Regions from separate parts of the Homo sapiens genome. Here region 1 is linked to region 2. Evidence: chromatin loops called from intact Hi-C (ENCODE). Cell type or tissue: breast epithelium. All regions are shown on one strand. Links, peaks and the distances in the headings refer to the core of each region. The heading gives the core; the rest is flanking DNA. Region 1 overlaps LINC01619 (long intergenic non-protein coding RNA 1619). Region 2 overlaps LINC01619 (long intergenic non-protein coding RNA 1619).

Region 1 (11,247 bases), core at 1,995-6,994, 52 kb before region 2:
TAAACACAGAGTACATAAATGCCATGGGAATCCAGAGGAATTATTTCAGCTAATTCAGGAAAGGCTTTCTGGAGGAGACAAAATTGGAGCTGTTTTTCTCTTCAACGTTTGACTTTGAAAAATTTAAAACATACAGAAAAATGAAAACAAATCATAAAATGAACACCCATATACCCTTCAATGAGATTCAGCATTTAGTAATCTCTTGGTATATTTGTGCTCCCTCTCACTATATAAATATATATATATTTGTATATATAAGATACAAATTTTATAATTTTTGGTACCATTTGGGAGTAAGTTGCAGATATCATTACACTTTGTTTCTAATTACTTCAGAGTGCATTGTTTTTTTAATGAACAATGACTTTCTCCTATGCAACCACAACATCATTATCATAATCACCAAAGAAAATTGAGGAAACACAACCAGAGTTAGATTTTGGAAGAAAGGTAGAGTTTGGATTTTTGATGACAGTGTTAAGTGCCTCTTGGGTGGAGGACACAGAATGATTCCAGGCACAGATACAGGGGCCTACTTTAATCCCTCCATTTGATGAGAAACTGCTGTAGACCAGAAAGCTGAAATGATTTGCTAAAGTTTGGAAAGAGCTGGGACCAGAAACCACATTTCCTGATTCCTTTTGCATTGCTCTTCACTACCCTCCTCTTCCGGCATGGCACTAAATTTAGAATATGACACTCTTGGTTTCTACACAGCAGAACCTTTAACTCAATCTCAGTTTAAAAGACATTTTATATGGCGTCTTTCTGCATGGATTTCCAAGATGTTGGCAATTCAAATCCTGCCAGTTCTCCTGGAAGATCAAGGTTTAAACAGGGGAACAAATAGAAGTAGGCATGACTAAAAGCACAAGTCATCGAAAAAGCCAGGTGGAATGTTCCAGGTCGCCCCCCCCCCACAAAAAGCAGCACTGTTACTTGCTCTGACTTCCATGTTCTCACCCAGTGACCTTTATGGCCTGGGACCCCCTCCCTCTCATTTTGCTTCCCACTGCAAGAGAAGAGGAGCCAGCAGATGCAGGGATATGGCTGAGCTGTGAATCAGGACACTGTACGCTGGTCTGTCTCCACTCCTGATGATCCCTGTGACTTTAGACAGTGATTCTCACCCGGGGCGATTTTGCCTTGGCCATTTCTGAAAACACTAGGTTGTCACACCAGAAGGGCTGCTAGTGTCATCCACTTGGTAGAAGCCAGGGATGCTGCTAAACATCCTACAGTACACAGGACGGCTCCCCACCTTGAAGGGTTATACACCACCAAACTATCAATAGCACTGAGGTTAAGATACTGCTTTATACAAACCATTCATTTTCTTCAGGCTTTAATGCCCTCACTTTGAAATGGGAACATTTGGGTTGGCTCAGTGGTTTTCAATCTTAAACATGCTTTAGAATCTCCTGGGATGCTTGTTTAAAAAAATGCAGGTTACAGCCAGGCACGGTGGCTCACGCCTGTAGTCCCAGCACTTTGGGAGGCTGAGGTGGGTGGATCACTTGAGGTCAGTAATTCGAGACCTGCCTGGCCAACATGGTGAAATCCCGTTATCTGCTAAACATACAAATATAAGCCAGGCATGGTGGCACACACCTGTAATCCCAGCTACTAGGGAGGCTGAGGCAGTAGGATCACTTGAATCCAGGAGGTGAAGGTTGCAGTGAGCCGAGATCATGCCACTGAACTCCAGCCTGGGTGACAAAGTGAGGCTCCGTCTCAAAAAAAAAAAAAAGATTACTGACCCCATCTTTAGGGATTCCATAGATGGGAGGCAGAGTCCACACACCTTGAGAAATGCTACATACACTGATGGTTTCTAACTTCCTTCTCAGCCCTCTCATTTTCTAATTCTGAAAATGCTGATGGGTAAGAAATGTACTTAGAGTTCCTGCCTGAACACAGTATGAATATAGAAACAGGAAATGATAATCCTCCTTAGGCTCTCTCACACACCTATACCTCCACTCTCCTGGGCCCACACAGAGTGGCCAAGGGTTCATGTGCTGAGACTGGAGGCCAGTTCTTTTTGACCTTCCTTTGAAGCCTATGAGCCCACTGACACCTTGTATGAATAATTCTGTAGACACCAGTTATTCTGGAATACCTCACGTGATAGAACAGTGGGACACAACTGACACTCTTTTAAATTCAAGTCTCAGCTCTCCAAGCATCTTCATTTCAGCAGAGGTACTTTGTAATGCAAAGCCATCAGCTGGCATTTTCAGGTTTGGATTGGCTGGTTTACAGACATTATCAAATAAGGCATAGACATGTTTGATTGTTTGTTATTTATGGGATTTGGAAAGGAAAAGAAGGAATCTTTTTGAACTGTATGTCATTTTTAGGGAAGGGCAAGGTTGGGTGTATTGTTACTGCCAGCAAAAGCATGACTCCTTGTGTACTAATAGCCACTGAATTGAACATATTCTATGTGTCAGATGAGGTGCTTATATAGAATCACTTAAATTTCATAGAGACCTGCAAGAAATAAATTAATTTTTCATTTTCCAGATGAAAAGACTAAGGTTCAGAGAGATTTAGTAACTTGCTCAAGATCATATTATTAATAAGTGTCAGAGTCTACTTATTAACGCAGGTCTGTTTGATTCCAAAGCTCATCCTCTTGTAAATATGTTTAAGTTCCTTATAAATTCTGGATATTAGCCCTTTGTCAGATGGATAGATTGCAAAAATTTCCTCCCATTCTGTAGGTTGCCCGTTCACTCTGATGATAATTTCTTTTGCTGTGCAGAAGCTCTTTAGTTTAATTAGATCCCGTTTTTCAGTTTTGGCTTTCGTTGCAATTGCTTTTGGCGTTCTTGTCATGAAGTCTTTGCCCATGCCTATGTCCTGAATGGTATTGCCTAGGTTTTCTTCTAGAGTTTTTATAGTTTTGGGTTTTACATCCAATCTTTAATCCATCTTGAATTAATTTTTGTGTAAGGTATAAGGAAGGGGTCCAGTTTCAATTTTTTGCATGTGACTAGCCAGTTTTCCCAGCACTATTTACTGAATAGGAGACCATTTCCCCATTGCTTGTTTTTGTCAGGTTTGTTGAAGATCAGATGGTTGCAGATGTTTGGTGTTATTTCTGAGGTCTCTGTTCTGCTCCATTGGTCTATATGTCTGTTTTGGTACCAGTACCATGCTGTTTTGGTTACTGTAGCCTTGTAGTATAGTTTGAAGTAAGGTAGCATGATGCCTCCAGCTTTGTTTTTTTGCTTAGGATTGTCTTGGCTATGTGGGATCTTCTCTAATTCCATATGAAATTTAAAATAGTTTTTTTCTAATTCTGTGAAGAATGTCAGTGGTAGTTTGATGAGAATAGCATTGAATCTATAAATTACTTCAGGTAATATGGCCAGCCACCCCATGTAAAAGTGGGCAAAGGATATTAACAGACACTTCTCATAAGAAGACATTTACACGGCCAACAAACATATGAGAAAAAGCTCGACATCACTGATCATTTTGAAATCCAAATCAAAACCACAATGAGACACCATCTGATTGCAAGTTAGAATGGTGATTTTTAAGAAGTCAGGAAACAATAGATGTTGGCAAGGCTGTGGAGAAATAGGAACACTTTACACTGTTTGTGGGAATGTAAATTAATTCAACCATTGTGGAAGACAGTATGGCGATTTCTCAAGGATCTAGAACCAGAAATACCATTTGACCCAGCAATCCCATTACTGGGTTTATACCCAAAAGAATATAAATCATTCTACTGTAAAGACACATGCACACATATGTTTATTGCAGCACTATTTAAAATAGCAAAGACATGGAACCCACCAAAATGCCCATCAATGACAGACTGGATAAAGAAAATGTGGTTCATGTACACCATGGAATACTATGCAGCCATAAAAAGGAATGAGATCATGTTCTTTGCAGGACATGGATGAAGCTGGAAGCCGTCAACCTCAGCAAACCAACACAGGAACAGAAAACCAAATACTGCATGTTCTCACTCATAAGTGGGAGCTGAATGATGAGAACACATGGACACAGAGAAAGGAACAACACACACCAGGGTCTGTTGAGGGATGAAGGATGAGGGGCGGGAACTTAGAGGACGGGTCAATAGGTGCAGCAAACCACTATGGCACATGTATACCTGTGTAACAAACTTGCAAGTTCTGCACATGTATCCCTTTTTTTTTTAAGAAATAAACAACAACAAAAAAAACTAGTTCAGAAAAAAAAAAGTTCATCCTCTGTCATTATTTCTAAATTGCTCCTGTGAGGATTGGAGTTGACCCTGGAAGGGCAGAGACAGGGAAAGTAGAGGTCATAAGACATAAACAGCTTCACATGTGGCCTGTCCCGGAAGCATCTCTGTGTGTATGTTCCTGGGCTAGATTTTTGCTTGGAGCTTATTTGGCTATTTCGGGGTAAGATGAAATGTTTATTTATTTAATCATTCCTTAAATATCCAAACTTCTTTCCCAATATTAGTATCTTCTAAGAAAGGAGAATATTAAAAATTTTTATACAGATGGATTTATTTTTCTAAGACCTCTCATCAGAATTACTGAGTTAGACTCTCTGGGTCTAGATTTTTTGATGTTTTATTTTGTTTTTGGTCTATCATATTCAAAACTTCCACGAACAGGGTCATTATTCTTTCTTTCAGTTAAGATATTTTCTGTAGAAGGCTTCAGTCTAAATGTAAACATGTTACCTGGAAGTGGTGGCAGAGTGAGTCACCGCCTCTGTCAATATTCTGGTGTAGGCAGGTATCAGATCATGTCTTGTGAGAAAGAAACCCATAATAGGCGTAGAATGATGTAAAGATACGTTTAGGAGAACTCCACCCATTTTACCCTACACTTGGTGAAGAGACAGAATCTAGGTGGGTCCTTCAGTGGGACTTCATTACTTCAGTACTCTGGGTACTGAGAAAATGGGGATTGGATTTTGGAAATAAATAAATACTAAATAAGTTGAGTAGGAGGGGATGCTGATGGTGAATTTCTTTTATTAAAATAGGTTGATGGCAAGGTCATTACAATGTTTTAAAGGGATTTAATACTAAAAATTAAAGTTTTATCTTTAACTTATTAGATGCACTTTTTAAAAGAAATGAAAATCATAGCCTTTAATATGCTTTTGCCACTGAAAGGATAATAGCAAACTTCGCATGCTTTCTCATCAGCTTGATCTTCCTTTTTGCAAATAAGCATATATTCACTGTTGGCTATAACATACTTTTTAGTTAAAACAGTTAATGCTGAGGCTTTTGTTATTTTCTTTCTTGTATTTAGAATCTTTAAACTGACGGTTCTTTCCTTTCTGCTTTATGTTCATATCTCTGTAATAGCACTTACCACATCTTTTTGCAATTTATCTGCTGTGCATTTGCTTCAAAATATGGTGAGGAATTTCTCAGGAACAGAAACTGGGTACCATTTATTTTTGTATACCCACTGAATGGAGTGAAGAAAGCATTCAACAAATGGATCACTTGACCAAATGAATGCATTTATTTTCCAGTATAAGCCACGCCTTGCTTTGATAGGGTCTTGTTGGCCACAAACTTATTAGAAACACAGATCAAAATATTTCCTGTCTGTATATGAAGGTAATGCCATTGATCTGCTGTTAGTATGGAATGACAACACAGAGTGGGGTGACTTACCAGAAACAGTCATGGATTAGTAGAGATTAAGCTACACATCTAATCCAGGTTTCTTATAGTCACATGCATTTCTGACCATATATTTTACTATTTTAGGACTGGATCTTTAATTTTTCATTTCCTTATTTATTTTGAATATAAAGACAAAACACGTTTAATGTAGAAAGATAGAAAATAAAGACATCTATCAGTCAGAGTTCTTTGGCTATAAGTAACAGAAACCAATTAAGAGCTAATTTAGTCAAAAAAGAAAATTCATGTATTTACTTTTTAGATAAATGGTCTTGCTCTGTCACCCAGTGCAGTGGCACAGTCACAGCTCCCTATAACCTTTAACTCCTGGTCACAAGCTATCCTCCCATCTCTGCCTCATGAATAGCTAGGACTGACTACAGGTGTGTACCACCACACCCGGCTAATTTAAAAAAAAAAAATCTTTTTCGTAGAGATGGAGTCTCGCTATGTTGACCAGGCTGTTCTCAAACTCCTGGCCTCAAGCAATTCTCCCACCTCAGCCTCCCAAAGTGTTAGGATTACAGACATGAGCCACTGTGTCCAGCTCAAAAAAGAAAATATATTAAAAGGATGTAAGAGTGTTTCCCATCCAGAACGAGCAGGAGACCGGAGAGTCAGTTTAGAAATAGGACAAAAAGAAGGGCAGCTCTAGGCATCAATGTAGTAAAAACTTGACTGCCTAGTTCAGGTGCAATAGAATTGAATGAAATATATCATTTTTGTGTGTGTGTCCCAGTGTAGCTCAGCTAAAAAGTCTTATTAGCTCATGTTAGGATGCAGCAAGCTCTTTGGCTTATACTGCACTAATAAGCAAAAAGATCTGGCTAAGGAACTGCCAGAGATCCTTTTCAACTTCCCTTACGGGGAGCAAAGAACCTCAATTATTATCATCAAGATCCATAAGTGAGGAAGAAGTGATTCTCTAAAAGGAAATTGGGGGCATTAGTAGAGAGCAGAAATGAGCTGGTAGAGGGAAAAAGGCAATTATTTAAACTATAATTATGATATCACATAATGATAACATTAAGTGTTTTTTGTTTTCTTTCCAGACTTTATTCTAATCATAAGAACCAGATTAGGATTTTAATATACATAGTTTTATGTCTCACTTAAAAAATTTCAATATATGTCATGAGCATTTTTCCTATTAAACATACATCAAAATTATCCTTTCTATTAGCAGTGTAAAATTTCATCTTTTGGCATTTCATCATACATGTAACTACTCTCTAGAAAGATATTTTGGCTATTGTCAACTTTCTACTCTTGTAACACAAAGACATGGTAACATGGTGGAACAAAATGGGCTTTGGTGACTGGGAGAATTGTATTTAAATTCCAGCTTTACCATTCCCCAGTTAAGTGCTCTTAGGTGAAATGTCTAACTGCTAAGTCTCAGTTTTCTTATTATAAAATGGGGGTACTAACTCAGACTTTACGGAGTTGGACATGCTGAGTTTGAAGTGATTATGGGATATCTGAGTATATACAGATTTGGGCAAGAGTTCTAGACTGGAGGTAGAGCTTTTTAAAAAATCTGATTTTAGGGGACATTTGAAGTCCTAAGAGAGGATGAAATCAGGTAGGAAGAGAGAGTAAAGACAGAAGGGCCATGAACCATGGATTCAAAGTGACCCGAGCCATAGGACAATGAATAAATGGTAGAGGACTGAAAGGGGAATCATGAAAATTGTATGACGAAGTCAAGGTTGTTGCCTTAAGAAGAGAACAGAGAGGGAATAGTCAGAGAGGTACAAATAGGAAGAAGAAATGGTAAGGGGTCAAGATAGGAGGAAGAAGAGACACCATCTGATACAACAGTGGGGTACAGTAATGCAAGGGCTGAAAATGGCCATTTGATTTGGCATTTAAGAGGACTTTTGTTTCCTCAACTGGAACAGTTTCCCCAGGGTGGAGGGTCAGAAGCTAGAGAAGAACATACTCTAATTGTAGAGTATGCTTTTGAAAAGTTTATATAAACAAGGGAGAAGAAAGGATGGAGAGAATTTAGAGATGATTAAAGAAAATTTTTATTTTTGAATGATGTAAGAGATTTCAACAAAGTTTTAGGCTGGGTGGTGGGAGGGGGTGAATAAGAAGACAGTGAAGAGGAAGAGATTACAGACGTGAGAAAGAGGGAGGAATTCACTCATTTGTTCATTTCTCCATTCGTTTATTTATTCTACAAAGTAGAAGAAAGTGCTTACCGTTCATTAAGAACTGTTCTACACACTGTGTATATATAGTAATGATCGAGGCAAGTTGCGGTGCTACTTTTTTCTTTCTTTCTTTTTTTTTTCGGAAACAGGGTCTCACTTTGTCACCCACACTGGAGTGCAGTGGCACAATCTCGGCTCACTGCAGCCTCAACCTCCTGGGCTCGAGCAATCCTCCCACCTCAGACTCTTGAGTAGCTGAGACTAGAGGTGTGCACCACCATGCATGGCTAATTTTCATATTTTTGTGTAGAGATGGGGTTTCACTATGTTGCCCAGGCTGGTCTTGAACTTCTGAGCTCAAGCGATCCACCTGACTTGGTCTCCCAAAGTGCTAGGTTACAGGCGTGAGCCACCATGCCTGGCTGGGTGCTGCTTTCGTTGGAGGTTCTAGCAGGAGAAAACAAACAACAACCACAAAATAACAAAAACACGATCATGACACCATGAAGGTAACTGAGAAAAAAAAATGCGAAAAATAAAAAGTGTACACAGGGCATCAACGTAGATTCACAGTTTTGTAATGAATGGCTTCTTTAGATTGGATGTTCAAGGATGGCCTGCCTGAGGGGTCAATATTTACACTGAGGACTATATGACAAGACAGAGACAGTCATGCAAAGATCAGTAGGAAGAGACTCCAAGTGATGGGAGGCAATAGAGCAATGACTTGAAGATGAGCTTGGCATGCCTGGAGAGGGTAACAGATAAAGAAAAGAGTTGGAGATGTGATTGGAAAGGAAGGAAGCTGCCAGATCCTAAAGGATTTGTAGGCCATGGTTTATTCTGAATGGGATTAGAAACCATTAGAAGAAAGTAATATGATTACATTTATGTTTTAAAAGGAGCATTCTGGCTGTGGTAAGAAGATATAGTAGGGGGCAGGAGCAGAAGATGGGGGCCAGTTAAGAAGGTATCACTGCAGTCAAAACAAGCAATGATGTGGCTTGGAGTAGAGTGGAAATGATGAGAAATCAGGCCCTATTTCAGAGCAGAGTCAAAGGACATGCTTATGGATTGGATGTGAAGATGCAGCACCTGAGAGAAAAGAGGAATCAAGAAGGGCTCATTGCAGGGGGCTTGAGTGGATGGCAGATGATTTTCTGGAGATGGGGAAGAGTTGGCGGGAGGGATGTGAAAATCAGGAGTTCTATCCTGCACATAGTAAGGGGGATGATTAATGGCTAAATGACTGCAGAAACATGTTTACTGCCAACTTATCTCTTTTGCAGTTGTACCTACAAGTCTCTGGGTTATTGAAAGCCTGTAAAAACAATTCAGAATATCCACTTTGTGACCTCACCCACTTTCCTGTGCTTATTTGCCCATCCCTCTGTTCTCTGGTTTCATACTCTAGTTTCTGACTCAGCTGCCTGGTTCTAGAAAATTGTTTATCCTTTTTCTTTCTTAAATATATATATATATTTTTGAGACAGGGTCTCCCTTTGTTGGCCCGGCTGAAGTGCAGTGGTGCAATCTTGGCTCACTGCAGTCTCAACTTCCTTGGGCTCAAGTGACCCTCCCACTTCAGCCTCCTGAGTAGCTGGGACTACAGGTCTACGCTACCACATGCAGCTAATTTTTAAATTTTTTGTAGAGACTGGGTCTCACTACATTGCCAAAGCTGGTCTCAAACTTCTGGGCTCAAGCAATCCTCCTGCCTGGGCCTCCTAAAGTACTGTGTGAGCCACAGTACCCAGCCTATCCTTTTTCTGATTTGTTACTCAGGTTCTTATCTGAGTATCAGCTCTGCATACTCCTTTTATCTCAGCTTTAGCCTTGGCTTCAAGATACTCCATCACAGGGGTCCCCAACCCCCAGGCCATGGACAGTTACTGGTCTGTGGCCTGTTAGAAACTGGGCTACACAGCAGGAGGTGAATGGCAGGTGAGTGAGTGATGCTTCATCTGTATTTACAGCTGCTCCTCATTGCTCACGTTACTGCCTGAGATCTGCCTCCTGTCAGGTCAGTGGCAGCATTAGATTCTCACAGAAGTGTGAGCACTACTGTGAACTGTGCATGTGAGGGATCTCGGTTGAACACTTTCTTATGAGAATCTAATGCCTGATGATCTGTCCCTATCTCCTATCACCCTCAGATGGGACCATCTAGTTGCAGGAAAACAAGCTCAGGGCTCCCACTGATTCTACATTATGGTGAGTTGCTTAATTATTGATATTTCATTATATATTACAACATAATAATAATAGACATAAAGTGCACAATAAATATACTGTGCTCGAATCATCCCCAAACCATCCCCCCAACCCTTCCCCAGTCCATGGAAAAATTCTCTTCCATAAAACAGGTCCCTGGTGCCAAAAATGTTGGTGACCGCTGCTCCGTCAGATATCACTGGGTGTTTTTTATTCTGTTTCACCATTCCATAGACCCAGATCCCAACAACCATTGCTCTTCAGTACCCCTTCCTTCTTAACCAATGGGAGGAGAATTCAGCTATTTATACTCTGTTAAACTACTGGGTAGATTCAGACAATAGTTTACACATTCTGTGATTGTTATTATTCTTTAAATCCTCCTTTGTTATAAGTATCAATTTATACTATTTCCTTGTTAGGGTTTTTAATAAAAATATCTGCATTAAGGTGTTCATTAAGCAGGTATGCTGACACCTTCATATTCTAAGCCACCATCTTTTCTTACTTGAATCTTGGAAAACCTCCTAACTGGTTTCTCTTTGTCCAGCTGTTTCATTCTCCACAGTATAGCTGGGGTAATCTCTACAACATGAACTTGATCCTGGCTAGTCTTCTGCTTGTGGTTCTTCATTACCTAGGATATAGCCTAAGACCTGCATGCCTTAGCAGAAACATTGGCAATTTCTGAATGGCCCCACATGCTCTCTACATTTTCCAGCCTTTCTTGTAGTTAGCTGGGACTTTGCAGCTATTTCTGGCAAGGAGGGGATGAAATGAATGTGTTACTTTTGGACCTACACATGTAAGAGGTGGTGTGCCACTTCCACACCCTGTCTTTACCTGCTGTGGGGATCTTGAAAGCCACATGTTGAGATGGCAATATCAAAACATAGTGGGATCCTGGGTGTCTCAGTTACATCATGGAGAACCGCCCTGGAATATCACCTGAACTGCATTGGAATTTATTTGACAGAGAAATAAACTTGTGTTTGTTGAGCTAGCAAACTTTAAGTTTCATTCCTGCAGCACAACCCGGCCTACTTGGCTAATGCACATGGCCAACACAGCCCTGCAGGCTCAAACTCCAGCCCATCTCTCTAGCTTGTCTGACTCTTCAGGCATGCAAGACAATTTCACTTCCTCCAAGTTGCCATGTTTTCTCCTGCCTCTGGTTATTTCCCGCTTGCT
Region 2 (11,247 bases), core at 3,140-8,139:
TGTGCTACAGAAAGGACTATCCTTGTAGCTAGGTCTGCCATAGAGTGCTGAGAAAAGTCTGAGATGTGCCAGAGGCTCAGAGACGGGAAAGCAAAAAGCCAGTTGGCACCAAATCCCTCTCTGCTCACCTCTCTTTTGTGTGGACAGTCAAATGCTAATGAACTCTGAAAAAGGTGACCATATACTTTTAATGTCCAAATCCAGACATTTTTGAGAATAAAATGGGCTGCTATTAATTAGTGTACTGGGACAGCTGGCGTGAACCGGGAATGTTTCAGGCAAACCCAGTCCTAACCATGGTCATCCTAACCATGAGCTCTCTGTTGATCAAATGACTACTCCCTAGTTAGTGGTGTCTGTATTTGGAGGGAGAAGTTGGAGACAAGTCATTGCTGATATTTTTTTCCATGCTCCCCAAAGCAATTTTTGGAAGAGTCTCCATTTTATGAGATCCTCATGTTTCTGAAAGATCAGTATTAGCCATTTTAATACAAGACACTGGTTTCTATTTAAAGCAAAGGAATGGACTGGTAAAAACAGAAAATTTGAAGGGAAAGATAATCCTAAAAATGAAAACTGCAGCTGTGTCTTCTGGCACCTTATAATCCTTCATTAATTAGAATATAGATGCTAAGATGTTAGTATTTTTAAAGTGTTGGCCCATGAATTATCTACCATACATTATTAGCTTTGATGTTATAAGACTGTATGGATAGGAATGATTACTTTTGCTATTATTGTTTGTTCAGAGAGGTGACAAAAAAGAAAATCTCTCACATTCGACTAACACACAAGAAGCTTAGGAGACACTTTTTTGATTTACAGAGCTGTTTTCTTCTAAACATGTTTCTTGGTAAAATAATAAGTAAAATGTCAGTTTACTGTGAAGCCAACACCATCACAGCAGCAGTATTTTTCTCCACCTCAAATTAAGCAGGTTGTGGGAGAATTTGATGATCAAATGTTACTTTGATTTTGCATTTCTTCCCCTATTAAAATAATATTAAAAGCTACCATCTTTAGTACTTACCCTGTTGCAGAGGCTCTCAAGTCTGAATGATTTTGCCCCTCCATGAACGTTTGGCAACGTCTGCGCACAATTTTGCTCATCACAGCTGGGGGTGGGGTGCCATTGGCCTCTAGTGGTTAGAGGCCAGGGATGTTGCTAAACATCTCACGGGGTACAGGACAGCCCCTACCCCCTCAAGCAAATTAATTATCTGGCTCCAAATGTCAGTGGTGTCAAAGTTGAGAAACTGCTCTGTAGTATCCTAATCATTATTTATTTCACTTTTTTTTAAATTGATAACCTACCAGGTGCTAGGCACTGTAACGCTGAGGATATAGCAGTGAACAAAATAGGAAAACATTCTTACTCTTGTTTGGTTTGCATTCTGTTAGGAGAGAGAGATAATAACCGAGATAAATCACTAAAATACTGAGTATGTTAGAAAGTTATAGGTGCTAGGGGGAAAAGTCAAGCTGAGAAGAGAATAGGAGATGTCAGCAGGGAATCATCGAAATTGAAATCCTCCCCTCATTCATTAAGGTAGGTGTATTTATCACTATTTGTGGATGAAAAATCTGAGTTTTAGAGAGGTCAAGTGTTGGTCAAAGGGGACGCTGCTAGTTAGAGATAAGGCTGGGATTTGACTTTGAATGTAAGTGACTTTTTAGGGTCTAAAGCAGCAGCCCCCAACCTTTTTGGCACCAGGGACCCGTTTCATGGGAGATAGTTTTTCCATGGACCGGGGTGGGAGATGGTTTTGGGATGATTCAAGCACATTACATTACATTTATTGTGCACTTTATTTCTATTATTATTACATTGTAATATATAATGAAATATTAATAATTATACAACTCACCATAATGTAGAATCAGTGGGAGCCCTGACATCTTGCTTTCCTGCAACTAGACGGTTCCATCTGGAGGTGATGGGAAACAATGACAGATCATCAGGCGTTAGATTCTTATAAGGAGTGCGTCTCACAAGGAGCGCGCAGCCTAGACCCCTCGCACGCGCAGCTCACAATAGGGTTCACACTCCTATTGGAATCTAATGCTGCCACTGAACTGACAGGAGGAGCTCAGGCGGTAATGTGGCAATTGCAAGCAGCTGTAAATACAGACAGAGCTTCCTGTGCTCACCTGCTGCTCACCTCCTGCTGTGTGACCTGGTTCCTAACAGGCCATGGACTGGGACTGAAGGCTGGAGACTCCTAGTCTAAAGTGTTCTTTCCACTGTGCCATTTTATATATGATCATCAGAAACCAGGGTTGTCTTTCTTCCTTTTGATGAAATTCTCCTTTCTTAACTCACAGATAACCGTATCCCTCCCCACCCAAAGCATTCATTTCTTACATCTGTGTTTCTGCTGGTCTTAGTATTCCCAGGTTATATTCTTTTTCTATCTTCATTACTATCGTTAAATATGCCCAAATCTCTCTACCATTTAAAAAAAGAAATGAAAAAAGTTCCCACCTTCATTCCGCATGCCCCTCTGGCTATAGCCACTCTCTTTCCTTCCTGTCATAGCTAAACTTCTTAAAAAGATGCTCCAGGCCAGGCGCAGTGGCTCACGCCTGTAATCCCAGCACTTTGGGAGGCTGAGGCGGGCAGATCACCTGAGGTCGGGAGTTTGAGACCAGCTGGACCAACATGGAGAAACCCCATCTCTACTAAAAATACAAAAAATTACCTGGGTGTGGTGGCGCATGCCTGTAATCCTAGCTACTCGAGAGGCTGAGGCAGAAGAATTGCTTAAACCTGGAAGGCGGAGGTTGCGGTGAGCCGAGATCACGCCATTGCACTCCAGCCTGGGCCACAAGAATGAAACTCCATCTCCAAAAAAAAAAAAAAAAAAAAAAAAAAAATGCTCCATACCAGCCATTTCTACCCCTGACCCAATTTACTTGTAATATAGGATCACTGTACTCTTATTCCATACAAATTGTTCTGTCAGGAGCCACCAATGACCCTGAAACTCTGCTTTTACAGGCTTTGTTCTGTAGGTCTGCCCTTTCTACTTGGCCTCCTCCCATGCTCTTCCTTTCCCTGAGTCTGATCGACTTCTCTGGTGCCTGACACCTTTTAGCTCTCTGGGATTTCCTTCTTCCTCCAGGGAGCCTTCATGGATTTCTCTGCTCTTTCAGCAATTTATTGACCTGCGTCCTCCAGGATCCTGTCCTCGGCTTTCTTTCTTTTCAACAATGGCTTGAACAAATTAGTCATTTTAGAGCCATCCCAGAGATACATGACATTATTTGTAATTTGCTGAGATGCAATGTGATTTATATGTGAGAAGAGTAGGATGTGCAGCATGAGGACCAGCTTTGATGGGTGATCCACCTTGCTCAACTCAAATAAGTGTTACAGAGCGGACCCCCCCACCCCCGCCAACACCCTTGACAACGATAAGAGCTCCTTAGCTGTTCTCTTTGGTCCCAATTTTAGCTCTACCCTTTATTTTTGTCATGTTCATCCTTCCAAAAGGCAAACCTAATCATGATCTAGCTTCTAGCCCCTTCATTGTTCACAACATAAAAGGTTTACACCCATGTTTTCATGCCAAGCACAGCCTGCCATTTGCCTGGAATGCCTTCTCCTCCCCAACCCATCACTCTTACTTCACAATGTTGATCTTGGGAAGTCCAATTCATTCTGGAAGGCTCAACCTTAAGCATCACTTTTCTTCCCCTTCCCAGATTTCTAGGCAAAGTTTCATCTCATATATTCCCCCACTGCCTCCCACATTCAATTAAGTTGTGCATTCCCTTAGGGCATTGAGAGGGAGACTCAAGAACAAAATTTTAATTCTCAAGTAAGCTGCTCTACCCAGCATATTGTCTTTTTTTTTCTTTTTAAAGCTTTCCCACTCTCTCAATTCAAAATTTTAAAATATTGGACAATAATTTGCTGTGTGGCTCTGTATATTTTACTTAATCTCTCTGAGCTGTCATTTTATCAACTCGAATTCCATCAAATAATGTTCTTCTTTTAACTCAAAAAAATATTAAACAGTTCGAGTTCTCTAAAGGAAAAGATGTCATAAACCAAAGATGAAACAACTTGTCATTCATTGAAGAAAACTGTCCATAATTTTTTTTTTTTTTCTGAGACGGAGTCTTGCTCTGTCACCCAGGCTGGAGTGTAGAGGCACGATCTTGGCTCACTGCAAGCTCTGCCTCCCGGGTTCACGCCATTCTCCTGCCTCAGCCTCCCAAGTAGCTGGGACCACAGGCACCCGCCACCATGCCCGGCTAATTTTTTGTAGTTTTAGTAGAGACGGGGTTTCACCGTTTTAGCCAGGATGGTCTCGATCTCCTGACCTTGTGATCTGCCCGCCTCGGCCTCCCAAAGTGCTGGGATTACAGGCATGAGCCACCGCGCCCGGCTTGTCCATAATTTTTTTGTTATGAACCATTTCATTTAGAACCCAACAATGTGTAAATATGTCCAAAGAATAATGTTTCCCCTCATGCATCTTTAAAACTTGAAGCCATTTATAATGTTAAGTAAAATTTGCCATATAATTTTTCATGTGTGTGGATGACATCACAATTTGGCTTCTTCTTGAATTTCTCCTTAAAGTTTTGAAAGACTTCAGGTTTGTCTTTTGCTATTCTTCTTAGCTCTTTTTTTTCCTCCTAAAGTGAAAGGAAAGTTTCATGTCAGAAGAGTGAGGAGATAAAATTTAAAATTAGATGTCCTTGACCTTGATTCAAAGCTTCCTTAGATAATCAGTGGTGCTTACTGCCACAACTTGGAGAAGAGAAATGAAGCAATAGAGAAGGAGAATTTAGAAGAAAAGGGCTATTAGATAAGAATGACAGTTACCTTTACTCACTTTATGAATTGTTGTAGAATTAAAAGTTGTAGAATTAAAATCACTTTTTAAAAATATCATTTTGGTGAGACGGGTAAATATGTGGCAATGAATTATCGTTAAGAGAAAATAATGCAAGGAAAGAGTTTCAGTCAGGCTTTCATTCACACTTTACTGTCCTTGACACTTCCATGGAATATTTCCATGTGTAGAAAACTGATGCTTAGATATTAGAGGTGGAATGAGTATGGAGAGAGAGAGAGAACTAGAATTTATTGATTTTATCACCTGTGCTATGTGTTTATGTTATTTCATTTACTGTCTTTAACAGCTCTATGAGGTATATTTACCTACTTTTATTTTAAGCAGACTAGAGCTTGCTATAGTTACTGGTAAATAGAGCCAAAATTAAAACCTGGGGTTTTCAGTCAGGTGCAGTGGCTCATGCCTGTAATCTCAGGAATTTGGGAGGCTGAGGAGGGTGGATCACTTGATCCCAGAAGTGGGATTTTCTTTGAGACCAGCCTGGGCAACATAGTTAGATCTTGACTCTACAAAAAAATTAGAAAATTAGCTGTGTGCAGTGGTGCATCCATGTAGTCCCAGCTACTCAGGAGACTGAGGTGGGAGGATTACTTGAGCCTAGGGTGTCAAAGCTGCAGTGAACTGATTGTGCCACTGCACTCCAGCCTGGGGGACAGAGTGAGACCCTGTCTCTAAAGCAAGCAAGCAAACAAACAAACAAGAAAACCCAAAAACCTAGGATTTTCTGACTCAGACGTTATACCACACTGATGTCCTATTGTGTAGAAAATACACGTCCTAACCTCAAGCAGTTTATTAATCCAGAAAAGGAATGCAAATCTCTATAAAGGGCAGAGGTGGCAGACCCCACATGTATCCTAAGTACTGTAAAAATAACCTCATCTAAGTGATTTTGAAGGTTTGGCCTCACTGCAGATAGGACACCCACTTTGAATTGCTTTTCCCTGGACAGTAATGCAGAAACAGAGAGAGACTTTTTCGCTAACATGTTTTATTTTTTACCCCCCAGCAGATAATATAACATGTTACAAAGATTTTGATGTTATTCAGAATCAAGCCCTCATATTTAATCTTGATCAGACACAATTTCCACTTGTAAAATAGGGATGATGATGATGATATCTACCTTATGGGGTTACTATAAGATGCCTCTTTAAGGTGCTAGCATCATGTTCAGCTCTCTAAAATGCTAGTTATGATGATTTGCTGCAGCCATTGTTGTTGACATGTGTTTTGATACTTATTGATGCATTTTGGAGACCTTTGGTGGGAGGTCTGGCTGTAACACTAGATAGAACGGCTGCACTTACTGACCAGTGGTGCTGATCAGTCTGATATGTACCTCAAAGTGCTAAGTAATTGGGTGTGGGGATGAGAGAGGCCAGGGTTGGAGAGATACTGGAAAGAAGAAACCAAGTGTTTTACTAAAAGTGCTTTGAAAAATCGAGTCAAGGGAATGGCAGGAATCTACAGGGAAAAGTAGAAAAAGGGTGAGAAGGGAGACAAATATTGGCTTCTTTCCAATTAAAGAGTTCTGGGACAATGGTCACAACGTTTGCCTGTTAATGGGGAATTTTCTTCTAAAAGACTAACCTCAAAAACACCAATCGCAAAATAATGGCACATGTTTGCTCTTCCTTATTTCATTCTTTAATGGAATACATTTAAAAAAGAAGTTGTTTCACATAAACCCGATTAACTCTGAAGACAGTCATAACCCATCCAAACCAATCCAAATGAAGGTAAAAGGAATAATCAGCTCTTATTATGCAAAATGGTGCTTAGTTAATTTATTGCACTGCACTAAATAATAAGCTGTTAGGCTCCACATTGCTTTTTCCACATTAGATTAAATAGCTTATTGCTGCTGGAGCTTATTTCATATTGCATACAATTTGGATATATTACATTGGCGTAGATATTAGTCCATTATAAGAGACAGGCATAAGTACTTCATTTATAGGATCTCTCCATTTGGAAAATGGTAAGGAAGAAGAAGAAATGCAAACGAGAGTAATGAACAGAGGGGATTTATGTGCATTGCCTGATGGGTCTGCTGTGGGTGACAGCTGGTTGCCACACATGGGGCCCAGGCACCTTGGAGAAAAGTAACATTTCCAATGGGAAGAAAATCCAAAGAGAGTTTATGTTCTTTTTCAGGGAAGTGTTGACATTTTAATTACTTTCTGTTTTCTTTGGAGCTACATTTGAGAATTGGAAACAAGTTAGAAAAATAAGAATTGGCTTTATTAGAAATAAGATGAATTGACATGCAGGCAGGAACGGGAGAGAGTCCAGGGTTAGCTCTTAACAAACTGAAGTCTCCAGCAGTATCCAGAGAGCCAAAAAAATTCAGCCATTGAAAAACTAACCAGAAGAACTACTCAGGGCTTATCATCTCTGAAAGCAGACTGTGCCTCTGAGCAATCTAATCTTTTCCGGCCTTGGTGCCTCTGTACTTCACTGTTTAATTTTTTTGCTTTACACTTTGGTCTTTTGCGAACAAGGGTAAGGCTAAGTAGTACAGGAATGCAAAGCAAAAAGAAAATAATCAGGGAGAATTGGAATGAGTTGGGGAAACTGGGAGGTTTAGAATTATTTAGTTTTGAAGATAATCTGATATTTTTGGTATTTCATAAAAGAAAACTGCCTGTGGAAGTGAGGGGGGAGCCTGAGTAAATGGCTTTGGAAGATAAGATATATTTGCACCTTCTCTACCTGCACCTGGAGTTGCCTGGGACTGAATAAACACTTAGCCAACCCAGTGTGTCTACCAGCACCAGCATATTCCAGGGCTCACAAATCCAAAAATAGTAACTCATTTGAAGATTGAACTTTTAAAAAAAAACAAAAACAAAAAAGCCAAAATCTCCCACCAGCATCTTTGTGGTGCCTGAAAGGGTGACTCATGTGGACATAGGTTTTTCTTGTCCCTTGCTCACCCTCCCAGCATTGCTATGCTGTAGGAATAGCGCAAAAACTCCCTAACTTCAGACCAGCCAATTCAGCAATAAGTGGGTCAAACTGAGTCCCCACAAATTATCTAACAGCCACTGTGTGCCATGTGATTTAAATATACTACTTAAAATTTCAGAAAAATCTATAAGGAGATATTATCTCTGCTGTAGATATTGTTATTTCTGTTTAATAAATAAGAAAACAGGCTTTGGTAAGTTAATTGCCAAGTTATATATAAACTTTTATTGGAAAAGATTTCAAATATATATAAGAGAAGATGAAATAATGAACTTCCATGCTTATTTCACTAATTCAGGGTCAATTTTGTCAATCACCATCTACTCCCCCCATTATCTTTTACTTATTTTTACTTTTTATTTAAACATTTTAAAAACTGACACATAATAATGTATGGGGTACATAGTGGTGCTGTGATACGTGTAATGCATAGTGATCCTATCAGGGGTAATTAGCATGTTCATCATCTCAAACATTTATCATTTCATTTCACTGGAAACCTTCAATGCCTTTCTTCTAGGTATTTAAAACTATGTAATATGTTATTATTGGCAATTGGCATCCTACAGTGCCACAGAACACTAGAACTTATTCTGTCTACTTAGCTGTACTGTCTTTTAACAAATTTCTCCCTATCCTCCTTCTTCCCCTTTCTCTTCCCAGCCTCTATCATCATCCTCTATTCTACTTTTTACTTCTATGAGATCAACTTTTTTTTTTAGCTTCCACATGTGGTGTTTAACTTTCTGTTCCTGGCTAATTTAATTTAAAATAATGTCTTCCAGTTTCATCCATGTTGCCATGAATAAAAAGAGTTCATTCTTTTTAAAGGCTGAATAGTATTCCATTATGTATATATACCATATTTCCTTTCTTTTCTTTTACTTTTTGAGACAAGGTCTTTCCCTATTACCAAGGCTGGAGTGCAGTGGTATGATCATGGCTTTCTGAAGCCTCCAACTTCTGGATTCAAGCAATCCTCCTTCCTCAGCCTCTTGAGTAGCTGGGACTACAGTACGCTGGACCATCATGAGTGGCTAATTTTTTTTTCCATCTGTACAGATGGGGTCTTTCTATGCTGCCTAGGCTAGTTTTGAAATCCTAGCCTCATGTAATCCTTCCACCTCGGTCTTCCAAAGTGTTAGGATTATAGGCTTGAGCCACTGAGCCCAGCCTACCACATTCTCTTCATCCGTTCATCTGTTGTTAGACACTTAAATTGATTCCAAATCTTAGCTATTGAGAATGGTGCTGCTGGGGGTGCAGATGTCTCTTTGATACACTGATTTTCTTTCCTTTGGATAATTGCCCAGTAGGGGGATAGCTGGATCAAATGATAGTTCTATTTGTAGACTTTTCAGGAAATTTCATGCATTTCTCTATAGTGGCTATACTAGTTTACATTCCCACCAACAGTGTGTAAGAGTTTCCTTGGTTTTGCAGCTTCACCAGCATTTGTTATTTTTTGTCTTTTTGATAATAGCCGTCTTAATTGGGGTGAGATGATACGTCATTGTGGTTTTGATTTGCATTTCCCTAGTGGTTAGTGATGTTGGGCATCTTTTCATGTATTTTTTGGCCATTTGTTTGTCTTCTTTTGAGAAATGTCTGTTCAGAGCATTTGTCCATTTTAAAATCAGATTTTTTATTTTGCTGTTGAGATGTTTGAGATCCTTGTGTATTCTAGATATTAATACCCTTTGGATGAGTAGTTTGCAAATATTTTCTACTATTCTGTGGGTTATCTTTTCACTCTATTGATTATTTACTTTGCTATTCAGAAGCTTTTTAGTTATAATCCCATTTTGTTTTTGCTTTTGTTGTGTGTGCTTTTGAGGTCTTATTTATAAAATCTTTTCCAGGCTGGGCACAGTGGTTCATGTCCGTAATCCCAGCACTTGAGCCCAGGAGTTTGAGGCCAGCTTGGGCAACATGGTGAAACCTCATCTCTACCAAAAAAAAAACCAAAATTATTTTCCCAGAACAATGTCTTGAAGTGTTTCTCCTATGTCTTCTTCTAGTAGTTTTATAATTTCAGGTCTTACATTTAGGTCTTTGATCCATTTTGAGTTGTTTTTTGTATAGGATGATATGTGGGGGTCTAATTTCATTATCTTCTATATGGGTACCTGGTTTTCCCATCACCATTTGTGGAAGTGACTGTCCTTTCCCCAATGTATGTCCTTGACACCTTTGTCAGGAATCTGATGTTATATGTTGCATATGTCAGGAATCTGATGCAATATGATGTTATATGTTGACTGTAGATATATGGATTAATTTTGGAGTTCTCTAATCTGCTCCACTGGTCTATGTATGTGATTACCATGTTGTTTTAGTTACTACAGCTTTGTAATATATTGTATATTTTAAAGCCTGGTAGTGTAATGTCTCCAGCTTTTTTTTTTTTTTCTTTTTTTCCTCAGGATTGTTTTGGTTGAGGTCTTGCGTGGTTCCATACAATATTTGGGAATGGCTTTTCTATTTTCATGAAGAATGTTATTGGTATTTTGATAGGAATTGTGTTAAATATGTAGATTGTTTTGGGTAGTTTGGTCATTTCAACAATATTAATTCTTCTGATCTGTGAGCGTGGGATGTTTTTCAATTTGTTTGTATTCTCTTCAATTTCTTTCATTAGTGTGTTGCAGTTTTCCTTGTAGAGAATTTTCACCTCCTTGGTTAAATTTATTCATAAGTATTTTATTTTATTTTGTAGCTATTGTAGATGGGATTGCCTTCTTGATTTCTTTTTTTTTTTTTTTTTTTTTTGAGACGGAGTCTCGCTGTCGCCCAGGCTGGAGTGCAGTGGCGCAATCTCTGCTCACTGCAGGCTCCGCCCCCTGGGGTTCACGCTATTCTCCTGCCTCAGCCTCCCGAGTAGCTGGGACTACAGGCGCCCGCCACCTCGCCCAGCTAATTTTTTGTATTTTTAGTAGAGACGGGGTTTCACCGTGTTAGCCAGGATGGTCTCGATCTCCTGACCTCGTGATCCGCCCGCCTCGGCCTCCCAAAGTGCTGGGATTACAGGCGTGAGCCACCGCGCCCGGCCTCTTGATTTCTAATTCATTGCTGGTGTATAGAAATGCTACTGATTTTCACATATTGATTTTGTATCCTGTAACTTTACTGAATTTGTTTATCAGTTCTAAGAGTTTTTTGGTGGAGTCTAGGTTTTTCTATATATAAGATCATGTCCTGTGAAAACAGGGACAATTTGAATTCCTTCTTTCTAATTTGGATTCCCCTTATTTCTTTCTCTTCCCTAATTATTCTGACTAGGATTTCCAGTACCATATCACAAAACAGTAGTGAAAATGGGCCTCCTTGTCCTGTTCCAGTTCTTACTTTCAGCTATTCCCCATTCAATATGATGTTAGCCGTGAGTCTGTCACAT

The links. A loop is a pair of places that touch in the nucleus more often than their neighbours do. Peaks named below come from ENCODE experiments on the same cell type or tissue, not always from the same donor. Only the 100,000 strongest peaks of a DNase experiment are listed, where the experiment ranks them.
Region 1: a loop joins it to region 2, with 21 times the contacts of the local background. A loop is called at or near these places in 4 of 110 quality-filtered maps.

Annotation. Positions count from the first base shown.
Region 1 is chr12:92,049,580-92,060,826 of GRCh38, reverse strand. The region is part of intron 1 of LINC01619 (long intergenic non-protein coding RNA 1619); the gene reads left to right. Among named protein-coding and RNA genes, the nearest start is that of LINC01619, 88 kb to the left of the region's middle. In breast epithelium, for the core only: no CTCF peak of the experiment used is centred there; a DNase peak (open chromatin) is centred at 4,735.
Region 2 is chr12:91,998,883-92,010,129 of GRCh38, reverse strand. All of the region lies in intron 1 of LINC01619 (long intergenic non-protein coding RNA 1619), which reads left to right. Among named protein-coding and RNA genes, the nearest start is that of LINC02404, 130 kb to the right of the region's middle. In breast epithelium, for the core only: no CTCF peak of the experiment used is centred there; no DNase peak of the experiment used is centred there.